3 separate regions of the Homo sapiens genome follow, and all the other regions are linked to region 3. A link is an interaction called in ENCODE POLR2A ChIA-PET data of the cell type or tissue named here. Cell type or tissue: PC-9. All regions are shown on one strand. Links, peaks and the distances in the headings refer to the core of each region. The heading gives the core; the rest is flanking DNA.

The links. ChIA-PET counts read pairs that join two places held together with the same protein. Peaks named below come from ENCODE experiments on the same cell type or tissue, not always from the same donor. Only the 100,000 strongest peaks of a DNase experiment are listed, where the experiment ranks them.
Region 1: POLR2A ChIA-PET joins it to region 3 with 12 read pairs; 2 of 35 experiments call an interaction of 5 or more read pairs at or near these places.
Region 2: POLR2A ChIA-PET joins it to region 3 with 14 read pairs; 7 of 35 experiments call an interaction of 5 or more read pairs at or near these places.

What each region holds. Positions count from the first base shown.
Region 1 is chr2:234,906,690-234,912,053 of GRCh38, forward strand. LOC105373937 (a long non-coding RNA gene) reads left to right here. Exons shown (of 4, transcript XR_924000.3): 2 at 1,917-2,047. Among named protein-coding and RNA genes, the nearest start is that of SH3BP4, 43 kb to the right of the region's middle. In PC-9, for the core only: no CTCF peak of the experiment used is centred there; a DNase peak (open chromatin) is centred at 4,772.
Region 2 is chr2:235,028,165-235,033,528 of GRCh38, forward strand. The region is part of intron 2 of SH3BP4 (SH3 domain binding protein 4); the gene reads left to right. Among named protein-coding and RNA genes, the nearest start is that of SH3BP4, 79 kb to the left of the region's middle. RefSeq lists an enhancer at 2,996-3,624. In PC-9, for the core only: no CTCF peak of the experiment used is centred there; no DNase peak of the experiment used is centred there; H3K4me3 peaks cover 822 bases; H3K27ac peaks cover 967 bases.
Region 3 is chr2:234,970,146-234,975,509 of GRCh38, forward strand. All of the region lies in intron 1 of SH3BP4 (SH3 domain binding protein 4), which reads left to right. Among named protein-coding and RNA genes, the nearest start is that of SH3BP4, 21 kb to the left of the region's middle. RefSeq lists enhancers at 3,992-4,559, 4,560-5,127, 5,128-5,364. In PC-9, for the core only: no CTCF peak of the experiment used is centred there; a DNase peak (open chromatin) is centred at 446; H3K4me3 peaks cover 666 bases; H3K27ac peaks cover 1,535 bases.

The DNA of each region.
Region 1 (5,364 bases), core at 238-5,237, 63 kb before region 3:
ATAAAGGCAAAATTACAAACTAGTTAGAAAATGAGAGATTTTCCAGCAAATCATGTTTGCATAATTGGCTGAGTTTCAGACACAGAGTTAAGTTTGTTTTTTTTTTTTATCTTGAATGAAAATGGGTTCCAGATGGATTAATGATTTTAATATATAAAACAAAGTCATGAAAATAATAGGAAAGAAAACAACAGAAAGATTTGTATTAAATCAAGGCCAAATAGGGACTTCTAAGTACAACACAAAAGACACGCATGTCAACAGGAGAGTTTTGACCAGGGCAGCCAGACAGGGACAAGGCCAGCAACCTAGGGTGGAAACGGTAGCTCATATAACACGTGTGTAAGGATCTGAAATTATAAATCAAGCTAACAGATTGTTAAATTAAAGATGTTTTATCCTTCTCTATACTGTCATAAAACAAAAACATGAAATTCATAGAAAGCTATGCTTTTTAAGATTGGAAGTTAGCAAAATATCAAAGACTGCATGTCATAATGATTGTGTTGTGTTTGGGTATTCTGTTGCTGAGCCATCAATATGTGGGCAAGTCGTAAAACAAGCATAAATAACAAATAAAATGTTATATTTCATTCATACAAATTACTTTCGGGTTGGGTGCGGTGGCTCATGCCTGTAATCCCAGCACTTTGGGAGGCTGAGGTGGATGGATCACGAGGTCAGGAGATGGAGACCATCCTGGTTAACATGGTGAAATCCCGCCTCTACTAAAAATACAAAAAATTAGCTGGGTGTAGTGGCGCTTACCTGTAGTCCCGGCTACTCGGGAGGCTGAGGCAGGAGAATCGTTTGAACCTGGGAGGTGGAGGTTGCAGTGAGCCGAGCTGGCGACATTGCACTCCAGCCTGGATGACAGAGCAAGACTCTGTTTCAAAAAAAAAAAAAAATTATTTTCTTGCCTTCACTTCAGTAAAAATCACTACATTATTTTAAATTTTTTAACATAATTTATATATTCCATTGACTCTAACAATCCAAAGGATTATAAAGCAAAACTTAATGGCATTTTAAGTGTACAAAATTTGAATTTTCTTCTTCAAAAATATACATTGAATGAATATTAAAATCTAAAATTATTGTAAGAGAATGGCGTGAACCCGGGAGGCAGAGCTTGCAGTGAGCCAAGATCATGCCACCGCACTCCAGCCTGGGCAACAGAGCAAGACTCTGTCAAAAAAAAAAAAAATCTAAAATTATTTTAATTAGTTTTTGAAAAATATTTTTCTTCTAAAATATCTGTGATAACTTATTACAATTAAAAGGCAAAGTTTTAATTAGTGGCTATCAGAATTTTCAATCAAAATTTTTTGTGCAAAGATAAAATTTTAAATTTATTTTTGTTAATTAAATCTTACTAAATAATAAAAATGATACTATTTCCAATCCTAGCAATCACAGTCCTTGTTGCCAATATGAAGAAAGGGAATCTCATGCTTCACACCTGTTGTGTTTAGATATATATGTGTACAAAATACTATATATATAGAAATGGTATTAATCTTTTTTTTTTTTTTAGATGTAATTTAGCTCTTGTCACCCAGGCTGCAGTGCAGTTGTGTGACCTTGGCTCACTGCAACCTCCACCTACCAGGTTCAAGCAATTCTTCCACCTTGGCCTGCCCAGTAGCTGGGATTACAAGCGTGTGCCACCATGCCGGGCTAATTTTTGTATTTTTAGTGGAGAAGGGGTTTCGCCATGTTTGCCAGGCTGGTCTCAAACTCCTGACCTCAGGTGATCCACCAGCCTTGGCCTCCCAAAGTTCTGGGATTACAGGCTTGACACCGCACCTGGCCATGGTATAAATCTTATAGAGAGAATAATGTATGTGTGTATATATAAAATATTGTTTGTACAGAAATTATTTTAATCCTTATAAATATTCCTATCTAAAAAGATCTCCGGATTCAAGAATTTGAATCCAGGCAAAGAAGCAAGAAAACAGACATGCAACCCAACCAAGAGATTGTGCTTGAGCATGCAAGAACTGATTGAACGCGTACCTGCCATGAGACAGGGATTGACCAGGTAATCAATGTCTTTCTTCTCATCGAAGCACCTCTGTCTCCCGGTTCTCCACCCCAGAGCCACGTACCCCTTTAGCCTCGGCCGCAGCACAGCATATACACTGCCCTAGTGTTGGGACATGATCACCTTTTGTTTTGAGGATGTCGAGCAAGAGGTGAGGATTTTTTTTCCAGGAAGCCAAATAGTTTCAGTCACAACAGTTGTTGTTTAGGATACAGATCCCACTGTACCAGGGCCAGGCACACCCAATCCCCAAGTGAGCATTGGCTTTGACAACATTCAAAAATCACTTATTTATAAAGCAAACAAAACAAAACAAAAATTCCATGAATAAAATTTAAAAGCAAAAATACATCTGCAACAGACATGACAAACCAAAGATTCAAACCATAGTGCCACTACTGTGTGAAAACAAAACAAAACAAAACAAAAACAAAAAAAAATAAGGTTTTTAGAATTATCCCTAAAGGAAAATTGAAAGATAATGACACCAAGCAACTGACAAAAGAAAAACGATAGATGGCCCCAAAAAAGTCATTCAAACTTATTAGTAGCACTTGGCTTCCAGGGAAAGGGCCTGGATGGATTTCCTGGCAGGTGGCAGGCCTAGTGTTTGCAAGTTTAGGAGAAACAGGAATGGGAGTCCATGAGGGAGGGGGATTGGGAGGAGAGCCAAGGCCCCGAAGATCCACTTTCAGGAAGCCATGTGGGGTCATCACCGTCGCTGTCACAGAGAGATCCAGGAGGTGATGGACTTGCAGATTCACCTTGGGAGTCAGGAGATGCAGGAAAAGAGAGGCTGTGCTTTGCTTTGGACGAGGGCATTTTGTTACGTGAGAGGAGGACAGAGGATAACTATTACCCCTGTTGCTCTGTGGGCCCATTTTGTGCCAACCTCTGTGCAGGGCACCTTCAGGGGCACTTGTCTGAAACCCGACAGTCTTTTTTCTCATTTGCCAGTGACCTCTGAAAGAGCTGACTCTGTAAAATGATGGCTTTGCCAAATGCAGATTCCATGATCATTCAATAATCAGGGATTTGAAGCTGTTTTAAGTAACCATTTCTTCTACTAGCACAAAAATTAAAATCACCAGCTTTTGCTTAGATGTATTAAACTGGATGTCTAAAACATCATTTCTTCTTTCATAAAATACATAGCTAAAAATTTTCTGTTACCATGATTAACAAACTAGCAGTAAGCATTTAACTAGAAGTTCAGGACCAATGGCCAGTGAGGCTAAAATTAACTTGTTTTTATTTGCCATTAACTGTGCGAAACATCTTTCTATTTAACAATAGACTTCATAAGTCATTATTGGGAGTAAATATGACAAGAGCCAAGCCTTGGAAGCCACCCAAGGCTGCGGTAGGCTTGCCACCATATTGTAGGTTTATGTATTAAATGATAGAAGCCCAGATACAAGTTATAACACTTCTCTAATCCATCCTTTCCATAGCCACGTTCTCATTAGAATACTATGCTAAAGTAAGTGGCACTAATTTTATTCTAGATTTAACTAAACTGAAATAATTGCAATGCTCCATTTTTTTTTTAATAAAGAGACTATTCTCCATCAATCCAGTGGATTCTTGCACTCTGCTACTCTCCTGGGTCTCCCACCCATGAATAACCATCTACTTCCTGGATGAGCTCACCCAAGGTGTTAACCACCAGCTGCCTTGAAGAGTTTCTCCAAAGCATAATTTCTGCATCTGAAAATGTATCTGATTTTGCTAAATAAGCACTATCTAAAAGCACCAGGAAGAGTGCAAATTTGTATCCTTCTTGAGTCTGGAATAGCAGCCCCTGGAGAGACTTGATTCTAAAATACCTCAGGGGACACCTAACTCCTGCCAAGGTCATTGTCCTCTGCCTCCTGTGAGCTTCACAGATAGAGTGTCAGCGTCCTTTGGCCGTTCTAAGACATGCAGACACTAAGGCCTTAGGAAAGCCAACTTTCATCTGTTTCTTGATCTTCTCTAACGACCCATCCCAAGGTTTTGTCGCTAATATCATTGTTGCCGTTTTGCACTGTGCTTTCTGCCACTGAACTAGAATGACCAAAGCATTTTCATGAAAAAGTTGACACAGTATACATAGCCAGACCACTAATACACCTGGATAAACCAATAACTTTAAATTTATAAATTTTATTAAAATTTTATTTGAAAACAACCAGGAGATGCTGCTTCACCTTGGGTCACCCTGCTGGTGCTCATGCATGGCTGTACTTACACAGTTAGTCTAAATTCACACCATACCTAACACTTCCATGTTCTAAGGGTTAAAGATAATAAACCTAAGCATGCTGGGACATAGTCGGTGCTTGCCAAGTGTCTGTTTAGTGTTAATTATTGTGTTCACCTAGACTATTTGGGGTTTTTCATTTGTTTGTTTGTTTTTTATTACCAAGTCTCGCTCTGTCGCCCAGGCTGGAGTGCAGTGGCACGATGTCGGCCTCCCTAGTAGCTGGGATTACAGGTGCGTGCCACCACCCCCAGCTAATTTGTGTATTTTTAGTAGAGATGGGGTTTCATCACATTGGCCAGGCTGGTCTTGAACTCCTGACAAGTGATCCACCTGCCTCAGCCTCCCTAAGTGCTGGGATTACAGGCGTGAGCCACTGTGCCTAGCCAACCACTTGGTTTTTATGATGCTGTCTGAAGCAGAATACATTTGTGAGCTCTTAAAATGCTAACTGATCTTCCACATTATCCCATGACTCACTCCCAGCCTCAGGCTTCTGGCAGGAAGGGCCGGTTTGGCTGGAGAGAGGACTTGGCTTTGGCACTAGACTCTGCACTGGGGCAAGGCAGATGCTGGGGGAACTTACAGAGATGCTGAGTCCAGTGGGAGCCCCCATGTTCAAGGGATGCACAAAAACACCCAGACATGGCTCAGGAATTCCAAGGCCAGATGGTGCAGGGGGCACTGATGTGGGACGGAAATGGTCAGACATCAGGCAGGAAGTTAACACTGGTCTGGGTGGAGGGAGGACAGCACAGAGATTTGTTAGATTTGGGTCCCTGGGATGGAGACACCAAGCCCCAGTGAGACAGGGCCACTGGACCCATTGCAGGGATGGAAACAAGGACAAAGGCCAAGGTCTAGGCAGAATTACCTGTACCTGCTCAAAGGCTCAGAAACAAGAGGAGATTTATTTCTAATGAACCACCTAGTCAGAGTTGGGCTGGTTGCAGAGGGGAAACCTTGCCAAGCCTTTCGGGGTTGGGCTGGTTTAAGCATTTGTCCAAGAAGGAAGGGGAGAAATAAATGTCCTTGTGGCCCCACCTAAAGGAAGAAGAGGGCCTTTAAG
Region 2 (5,364 bases), core at 235-5,234, 58 kb after region 3:
ATGCGCCTTCCTGTCTTCCTAGACCTGACCCCGGCTGGGAGGTGAAGAGGTGAGATGGAGCCTGCTCTTCTAGGGGGTCTTGAGATCCAGTGGTGGCTGTCCTGCCCAGGGTGGGCCCTGCAACTGCAGGCTGTCCTGGAGAAGTGACCACTGGGACCTGCTGAGTAGACGGTGGTCAAGCTTGTTGGGCTGTCCAGGTAAACCCGAGGTGCCCACCAAGGGAACCTGTTGGTGTTTTGAGAATGTGTGGCTTAGGTTTCAGGAACAGAGTAGAATTCCTAAATTCAGTCTCCTGAGTATAATCCTATCACATCAGCCATTTGGCTCCCTTAAAGATTATCCCAGAGATACCTACCGAGTTACCTCTGAAACAGTCATCTTTGTTGAAACCGAATTCGTTCATTCATTCGGGTTTGAGAGCCAACCATGCACATGACAGGAGCAGAAAAAGACAAACAGATGGTCTTATGTCCTGGGAATGCTCAGATTCTCATGGAGAAATTGGGCCAGGGACAAGTCTGTGCATGGTGTGTCTAGCGGTGGTAAAGGGCAGAGAAAGAGGATGGGGTGAGGGCCGGTTGTGTTGACATTTGAGCAAAGACCTGAATGAAGTGAGGGGATGAGAGCATCTCGTGTCTAGGCTGGGGCCTTCTGGGCTGAGAGCACTGCATGTGCAAAGGCCCCGTGGTGGGAGGGGCTTGGTACCTGGGGAACTTCATGGAGACCAGAAGAGTCAAGTGGAGGAAGGCAGAGAACAGCAGGAAATGGGACAGGGGCTGATGATGTTGGGCTTCTAGGGCACTGGAAGCTGCTGATGAGAGCCCAGGAGCCTTTGGAGGGTTTCAAACAGAGTCTGGAGGGTGTCTGACTGACTTTTCAAAATGTTCCGGCTGCTAATTGAGGGGTGGACTCCAGGCCGCAGGCAGGCCTGCTGGAGAGGAGCTGATGACTGTAATTGCATCGAGAGATGACGGTGGTGTGGATGTGCTGGGGAGAGGTCAGCCAGAGGTTGTGTTCTGCAGGTGGAGCCACCAGGAGTGCATGAGAGAGGGACGGGGCAGGGAAGACGGAGAGGGATGCTGGGCTTCTTGGATGGCTGGATGGAGCTGCCGTGCATGGCTGAGATGGGTGAGGCCAGGGGCAGGGGTTTGGGGCAAGCTCCAGAGTTGGCTTTGGATCCAGGAAATTCAAGATGCACCTTAGGTACTGAAGGGAGCGCTTGGTGGGCAGGTGGGTGTCTGAGTCTGAGGTTCAGGAACCACTTGTTAAAAGAATGGGAATGCAGCCATGTCCACCTGTGCTTTGAGGGGGCTCAGGCTGCCTGGGCATTTGAGTTGGTGGCTCCTTAGCAGTTTTCCTAGCCAAGGGGAGATAGCCACACCCACAAACACACCATTCTCTCTCATGGCACGTGCCTGGGAAGGTAGCTAATGTATGTTTCCTAATATTTTCTAATCTTAAAAATGTTTTATTGTGCACATTTTCATACAAGTACATAATTTTAGGAAAGATAGCATAATGAACCTTCGGGAGCTCATTATAAAGTCAATCACAGCATTGTGCCTTTTACTCCTTTTCTAATAAAGCAAGGACCAGTTCACGGGTGCGGCACTCGGGATGGGCGAGTCGGATCTGAGGCTCTGGGCCGTGGGCTCTGGGCTACCTGTGCTCCACAGTCCATGCACTGATGGGTCACTCTAGGACCTCACAGGGCTGGGAATCAGCGGAGCTAAGAGATGAGGAGAGAGAAGATGGGCTTCCTGGAAGCTTGGGTGAGGTTGAAGGAACAATGCAGAGGTGGACGGTGTTGGGCCAGCTGGAGACACAGCAAGTTCCAGCGAATGTGGCCAGTGATTGATTGAAGGGTTGAGATCGGCAATATGTAACCCTGGAGGTACAGGTGGAGACTGAGTAGTGGGGGTCTTTTCATCTCAGGCCAGGGGAGAGCAGACTGATTTTTTTAAAAGCGGTGAGCACTGTCCAGAAGTGTTGTAGCAGGGCAGCAGCATGGCTTTGAGAAAATCAAGGGCTCACCAGAGGTGGATGGTGAGGAGCTTGAGGAGCTCCAGGGGCCCAGCAGCCACTGGCAGCGAAGGCCTGAGCAACTCTGGGCGTGGGAAGAAATAGTTAGCAAGACTGGGAGCAGAGAGTGTTTTGTCAGGCTCACATCTTGGCTGCGTTACCCTGGGCAAGTTGCTTTAGTGATCTCTCCAAGCCCGTTTTCATGGAATCTGTAAAGTGCAGCCAAGTCTGGTACCTGCTGCCTAGGGCCCTTGAGGACGCAGTGGGATGGTGCCTGGTGGAGCTATGAGCGCAGCCTGTGCTGTAAGGGGAGGACACATAACCGTCAGCGTCCACGTCTGTTGTTAGATGCCGTTAGAATCCATCGGGGGAAGTGGGTGATCCAGGGGAGATTGAGAGGTTATCACCCAGAGGTGGCCAGTGAGCGTGGCCACACCAGGCTGAGCTGGGAGGAGGAGGAGGGGTGGGAGGGGAGAGGATTCTGCTGTAGGAAAGAGGACAGAGCTGACATCCCAGTGAGGAGCACACAGGGCAGCCCTGGGATGCTGGCTGCATTCTCCATCCCGTGCCAGCCCCCTGTAGATGCAGTGGTGTCTGGAGGAGCAGAGCTTCCCTTTCAGCCCTCGGTGTGACTCCACCTGCTCAGGAAGGTTTTGGGAGTGGAGAGCCCTCTGCACTCAGTCCACACCAGGGCTGGCTGCCCTCTTTCTGTACTGTAAAAACGGCCCCAAGGGTGCGGACAGGGGGCACCTCTGTTACTCACCCCTGAATGTCTGGATGGGTGTTACAGCTACACTCAAGGATGGCCTCCCTCTGGCCCTGGGGAGGAAGCTGTCAGTCTGGGGATTTACAGAGCATTGAGGACCACAGGACACACGTCTCCCACCTGCTATGTGGAGGGGAGGGCTGCCTGTGAGTGAGCTCAGTGGTGCCCGTGGGAACATGATGGCTTCTGGGCCCTGGGAGTGGGACTTCCCTGCTTGGCTTCTCTCGGCCTGAAAAGGGGAGAGGGTGGCAGAGTCCACAGTTGTTGACTCGTCTTCCTTGAATGGTTTCCTCTATGGGGAGAGGACTGCAGATCTCTTTCTAGAACTGCAAACACTTTAGCTTTTTGTCTCATCACTGGTTCAGGGGAGTGGCCATACCCCATCATCAATAATAAACACACACACTGGTGCATCTCCAGAAAGCACGTGTGCAGTTCTGTGACTTCTTTCTTCTGCTCCCAGGGCGCTGGAGGCCATATGTCAGTAGTTTTCAAAGAAAACGACATTGCTGCTTCCATCTTGCCCTTTTCTACAGCCAGAGTTCTCCTCCTCAATCGGAAAGCTGCAGTGGCTTCCCAGGGTCTCCTGGACAAGACTGACCCTTCACCACCGCGTTCCGCCAGCTTACCTGGCCTCCCGCCTTTGCTGTGGGCTCCACCACAGCCCCTCCATCCCTCTAGCCCCTCCACACTTGCAGGGCCAGGTCTTCACTGTGCCCACCTGTTCTTAGGCCTTCCACAGGCCTCTGGGCCTCCTCCTTCTCACTGAACACTCACTGGCATCTCACCCTCTATGGGCAGCTCTCTGGGCCCCACTAGGTGGCCAGTCGTGCTCTCCAGGTAACAGTTCCTGTTACCGCCCTAGGCCCCACCAGGGCTGGCGATGCCCTGAGCAGCCTGCGTGGAGCCCCAGATGCCTGATGCCCATCTCTGCTGACAGCTTTGCAGAGCCAGGACATGCCTGGAAGCTTTTGGGAATGCCTCCCTCTTGTGCCCAGATGGACTTTTTGTTAACCCTCCATGAAATAATTCCTCCTGGCATGAATGTGAAACCAGGCAATGCTATAGTCATGAGGCGGCGCGGTGGCCGAGGTGGCCGAGGCAACCCTTTCCCTTCTGCAGGAGAGTTGTGGGCCCAGTGGGAAGAGCACACATTGGTGATTAACAGGAGTCTTCGTTTGGCCACTGTGACCCAGAGCCTCACCCGGCGCAGTCCTCGGAGTAGCTCTGGACTGGTGGGGGTGGGAGCACCCCAGTCCCTGACAGGATGGGCAGGTGGGCTCCAGTTGCCCTCACAGCTGACACCCCCTGATTTTTCCTCCTCCTCGGGTGCAGTCAGATGGAGACTCTCAGGCAGGAACTGTCACCGTCACACGTGAAAGGCCACATGGCAAGTACCAGTTGTGGGCTGGAGATTGTCCTGAAGCTCCTCCCCTCACCCACTCATGGGTCTCTTCATTTTCTTTCTGCATCGATTCTCTTCAGTAAATGATCCCGCATTTTTGTATGGGAAGGATTTTTACTCCTCACTCAGCCTATTGAAGTCAGGCTGCTCTGGAGGTGGCCATCACTGGGGTCTCCACAGTGGCCTCCAAGCAGCCCGGGGGCTTGCACACGTGGCCCTTGCATTTCGGGGCTGCCGGGCTGCCTGGCTGTGGTAGGGTGGTCTCTCACGTGGCGGCAAGACCCCTTCATCCAGCTCTACACGCAGGCTGTGCATTCAGAGCTACTTGGTCACTGCTTCTGGTAGGGGGCGAGGGTGCTGTGCCGTCAGCGCTGAGCCTCAGCGTGCCAGACCCCAGCAGAGGGGTGGAGTGTGGGGTGGAAGGAGGCCTCCTCCTGGCATGAGCACCGTCACTGCCAGCCAGGGAGTCTCGGTCCAGGGCGTCCGGGGTTCTCCCCAAGGCGTAGTTCTCAGGGGCCGGGAATAGGGAATAAGCACACAGACCTGACCGTCGTAACTTCATGGGGAAAGATGGAAACATCTGTGACCACCCAGTTTGGGGAGAACAGCTTCATTCCTTCCTGTGAATAACTGGCCTGGGTGAGTGCTGGCCTCCACTCTGCCCCTCCTTACACTGCTGGGTAGGAGAGACGGCGGGGCTGGGCTCAGGTAGGTGTTTTTTAAGGGAAGGGCCCCCAGCAGGGCAGCTCTGCCGCTCCCCAGAGAGGTGGCCACCATGCCCTCCTCTCCTGCCGCCTGCTGCATTCAAGCACCACAGCCCCGGTGGCCCAGCAAGGGAGGCTCATCTCTCACGGTTCCAGAGGCCGGAAGTCAAAAGTCAAGGCTCTGGCCAACTCTGTTCCTAGGAGGGCCCTCTTCCTGGCTTCATGTGTCCTCACGTGGTAGAGGGAGAGAGAACGGAAGCTCTCTGGTGTCTCAAATAAAGGCGCTGATCTGATCATGAGGACCCCACCTTCATGATCTCTTCTAACTCTAACTACTCCCCACTGCCCCACCTGCCAGTGCCATCACATTAGGGGACAGACCTTCAACATAGGAGTTTCGGGAAACACAGTTCAGTCCGTAACACATGCCTTCTCTCCAGACAGCGTTCAGGTGCAGAATGCAGCCT
Region 3 (5,364 bases), core at 173-5,172:
CTCACTCACACTCCCCCTTTGTTTCTAGAGCGCTTCTGCTTTAGTTGTAGCCGTATTGGTCAGAACTCAAAACATTTGGGAACGCTGATGCCGAAGGACTGGCCGGATGGAATCTTAAATGTAGAGAAGCCTTAACCCCTCTGTAAACCTTGGCGGGACTTCTCCTTTGTGCATCAGAATCAACTGTGAAGGTTAAAGATACTGCTCAGGTCCTTCCCCTAGAGATTCCATTGGCCTGGAACTGGGACCTCTGGCTTTTTAATTTTAAAAGCATCCTAGGTGACTCGATAGGCCCAACTGGGATTGAAAATGAGCAGTTTAGACAGTTACCTCCTTTGGAATACGTGTCTTGAGTGGTATCATTTCTGAGATCATGGTTTTACAAAACTTCGGGTGTGCATAACTCTTTTTATTGTAGGAATAATAAAAGCCTTTGTAGTCATTCCAAACATTACAGACACATAGAAAGTGAACAGTGAGTCACCCTCCTTTCCTGGAGCGCCTTCCCTCGGGGCGCCCGCCTTGCATTCCGCCGCTAATTCCAGCTAATTGGGGTGCACTCTTCAGCTGACTTCTGTTGCGTAGGTTTCCATGTCTGTATTCCCAGATGGGATTTATGTGTCGTTTTCTTTTTTGTTTATTAGCGCTGGGGATCAGGATCACTTTTTGCCTCGTAAAAGCAATTGGAGAGAGGGTTGACTTTTTTTTTTTAACTGCGTTGGAATTGTTCTGTAGGTTATCACGCCCAGATTGAAAGAAGGTAGATGTGGGGATGGCTGCAGCGTGAGTTACCGGACACAAATTTCTTCAGAGACTACATGAAGACAACAAAATAGGCTACTCATTATGGCCTTCCCCCACTGCCTTTAAAAAAATTCTAAAATTGTGGTAAAAGACATAATATAAATGTTATCATCCTAACCATCTGGAGCATACAGTTCAGTTGCCTTAGTGTTGTACAGCAGAATCTTCACACCTTTTTCATCTTGCAGAATGAAAATTCTGTACCCGTTTCCTCCTCCCCCAGCTCTTGGCACCCACCATTCCACTTTCTGTTGCTATGAATTTGATTACTACAGGTACCTCACGTAGGTGGAATCATACAATATTTGTCTTTTTGTGATTGGCATATTTCACTTAGCATAGTGTCTTCAAGGTTCATCCATGCTGTGGCCTATCATGTTACAGTTGAAGGCTGCATAATATTCCATTATATGTATATGTTATATTTTATTTATCCATTCATCTGTCCATGGACATTTGAGTTGTACCTCGTGGCTATTGCGAATAATGCTGCTGTGAACCTGGGTGTGCAGATATCTCTTTGAGACCCTGCTCTCAGCTCTTTTGGGTATATTCCCAGAGGTGGAATTGCTGGATTATATGGTAATTCTATTTTTAATTTTTTGAGGCACTTCCATATTGTTTTCCTTAGCAGTCACTCCATTTGGCATTTCCGTCGACAGTGTACAAGGGTTCCGGTTCCTTCACATCCTCACCAGCGTTTGTTATTTTCTGGTTTTTTGACAGTAGCTGTCTCAGCAGGTGTGTGGTGGTCTCCCACAGTGTTTTTGATTTGCATCTCTCTGATGACTCATGATGTTGGCCAGCTTCCCTTCTTTAAACTGCATTTATTAACTTAAATTTTCTGTAAAGTTTTCCTTTTTCTTTTTTTCTTTTCTTTTTTTTTGAGACGGAGTCTTGCTCTGTCGCTAGGCTGGAGTGCAATGGCGTGATTTTGGCTCACTGCAACCTCTGCCTCCCAGGTTCAAGCGATTCTCCTGCCTCCGCCTCCAGAGTAGCTGAGACTACAGGCGTGTGCCACCATGCCCAGCTAATTTTTGTATTTTTAGTAGAGACGGGGTTTCACCATGTTGGCCAGGATGGTCTCCATCTCTTGACCTCATGATCCACCCGTCTCAGCCTCCCAAAGTGCTGGGATTACAGGTGTGAGCCACCGTGCCCGGCCTTTTTTTTTTTTGTTTTTTGTTTTTTTTTTGTTTTGAGACAGTGTCTCAATCTGTCGCCCAGGCTGGAGGGCAGTGGCGCCATCTTGGCTCACTGCAACCTCTGCCTCCTGGGTTCAAGTGATTCTCATGCCTCAGCCTCCTGAGTAGCTGGGATTATAGGCACGCACCACCATGCCCGGCTAATTTTTGTATTTTTTTAGTAGAGACAGGGCTTTACCATGTGGCCAGGTTGGTCTCGGACTCCTGACCTCAGGTAATCCACCTGCCTAGGCTTCCCAAAGTGCTGGGAAGCATGGTGGCTCATACCTGTAATCCCTTCAGTTTTTTTGTATTTTTTCTTTTTTTGGTAGAGATGGAGGAGGGAGGAGGGAAGCTGAGGCAGGAGGATCGCTTGAGCCCATCAGTCTGAGACCAGCATGGGCAACATAGTGAAACCCTGTCTCTACAAAAAAATACAAAAAATTAGCTGGGCATGGTGGCATGTACCTGTAGTCCCAGCTACTGGGAAGACTGAGGCAGGAGGATGGCTGAGCCCAGGAGGTCAAGCCTGCAGTGAGCTGTGATCATGCTGCTGCACTCCAGCCTGGGTACAGAGCAAGACCTTGTTAAAAAAAAATAAATAAAGCTCAAGTGAATTGTTTTAGATAGTGTGTGTTTTCTTTCATTGCACGTTTGCTTGGGGAGCTTATTTCTGAACAGACTGCAGAGAGAAGTTCCTTCCGTAAAAAGTGGGAACAAGCCTTTTTCCCGGCTTCACTCTTCCAAAGCCACCTTTACCTTTGCAGATTGTTGAGAGTGAATGTAGTTGAAGTAGGTTGTGTTGAAAAACACGTGCAGAACACAGACATCACCGCAGACCTGAGGGCTGAGACTCAAGCCTCCTGGTGACTCTAAAGTATGGCCAGCCATTGTCCTTTTGTCTGTTGGTGAGTTACATGTGTATCATAGAAGATGTAGAAAATAGAGCCTCGGAAAGAAATTAAAAATCACCCGACTTCCCTTAACTCCATTACTGTGAGCTAAATCACAGAGACATTCTTTTTAGATGGGGTCATTTGTGTTCATATCTGCACCCTGCTTCTTTCACTGGGTGGTTTCACTGGCAGTGCTGACGTCGCCCACACACCATCCACCTGTGAGCCATCCCTGGTGGGAGGTGGAAGGCCATCTTCCGGGGAAATTATTTTCAGTGCTGTTTCGTGACCCCTCGCTGATGGAACACAGTGGTTCACCTACCCCTGTGCCCTCCCGGTTTTAACATTTCCCTTCCAATCTTCCTTGCTAAGATTGGCATCTTTGCAGCATTTCTAAGCAGTATGTACAGCCTCACTTTGCAGAAGTCATTCCAGTGCTCTGTCCTGAAATCAAGTCATCGAGGATTTGTTGACCACCTCTTATGCAGGAGGCACCAGTCCCAAAGCAATTTGACTTTCTGAGGCAGTCGTATGCAATACGTACCCCCCTGAACAGACAGTACCTGCCCTTTCTCACTTAATTCAGCTGTAGGCTCCCAGAAGCCCTTCTGTGTAAAGCCTGGATTTTTTTTTTTTTTTAGGCACCGTCTTGCTCTGTTGCCCAGGCTGGAGTGGAGGGCACAAGGATGAGTGACTTCTGGGCTCAAGGGATCCTCCTGCCTCAGCCTCCTGAGTAGCTGGGCCCACAGGCGTGTGCTACCACACCCAGCTAAGTTTTACAACTGTTTTTGTAGAGAGTTTCCCTATGTTGCCCAGGCTAGTCTCAAACTCCTGGGGTCAAGGGATCCTCCTGCCTCAGCTTCCCAAAGTGCTGGGACTATAGATGTGAGCCACTGCACCTGGCCAAGCCTGGATTTTTGGGGGGCTGTGAGGCTGCACTGCCAACATGAGCCAGTCTCCAAGTGCTCCGGGTCTAGTAAGTCAACAGGGGAGGCTTTCAGAACTCAGCAGCTCCTCACTGGCTCTGGGAAAACTCATTTAGCGATTTGTGAAGGACCTGGCGCAGTGGCTCACCCCTGTAATCCCAGCACTTTGGGAGGCCGAGGCAGGTGGATCACCTGAGGTCAGGAGTTCGAGACCAGCCTGGCCAACGTGGTGAAGCCCCATCTCTAATAAAAATACAAAATTAGCCGGGCATGGTGGCGCACACCTGTAATCCCAACTACTCAGGAGGCTGAAGCAGGAGAATCACTTGAACCCGGGAGGCTGGGGTTGCAGTGAGCCAAGATCGCACTATTGCACTCCAGCCTGGGCAAAGAGCGAAACTCTGTCTAAAAAAAAATAAATAAATAAAAGAGAAAGAGAGATTTGTGAAGGTCATGAGTTCCAGCCCATTTCACTGCTCCATAAAATGCTACGTTGGTGAAATGGGCAGGATGAGTTGCTCTGTGGACAGGCAGCCCTGGAGCTAACAGGAGTATCCTGCATCCCACCACAGGATGTGCTGAGTCCACTTGGAAGCCCAGAAAAAGCTTCTGTGTTTAGCCCTTCAGTTTCTTGCCTTAGTGTTAGGCTGGCGCGGGCCTTCTGGTGCTCAGGGCCCCCGTTCCCTGGTCTCATTTTACACTAACAAGGGCTTCATGCAGCCCGCGGCCCAGGGCGTTCACAAGCTCTCTTAGTTCCGAAAAATCGAGGGGTTCCTTGCCAGCTTCTCTGGCTCCTGTCTGCCTCCTCTTTGTTCCCTGGCTGGTGTTGGGGTGCTTTCTGGACAAGGGTGAGGGGAGGGGAAGGAATCTGAGCCAGTCAGTGTGCCCACACTGGGGGTGCTGCAGGTCGCGTTTCACCCTGGCACGCCCTGCCTGCCCCGTTACGTGGCGATTTGTGATGGGGATCATAATAAAACTTAGCCTGATTAGAGGCATGTGGGAAGCATGCCCAGCACACGTCTCAGTCCCGTCCCTCGGAGCAGGCCAAGCTCGGGCGGCAGGCAGCTGCCTTGCAATTCTCGGAGTTTCAGGAACTGGACAGGGGAAGGTTGGCTTGCGATGTATTTCTCTGGGTTCGTTTGGTGCCGGGATTGAGTATTTCTGGTGAGACAGTTGTTGGAGAGCTCCTGGGGAGACAGGCATTTTGTGGTTGGTTGCATTGTTATCCCACAGGGAATTGGTTTCTTGCCTCCAGGAAATGGCAGTAACATCGGGGACAGCAGCAGTTGCAGGACGACAGACGTGTCACTGAGGGTGCAGGGTGCTATGGCTGGAGCTGCTGCTGTTCTCCCTATCACTCGTGGGGAAGCCAGGCCTGGCGAGGTGCAGGCACTTGCTGAGGTCACGGCGGCCAGACTGGAGCCCAGAACTCTGTCTGCACCTAAGCACAGTGTCCCTTACCTCCAGCATCTGAGTCCCATCGTCTAATGTGGCTTTAACCTCAGGATCGGGCCTAATTCTAGAATCCTACCTGCAAGACAAGCACTGTAAGTG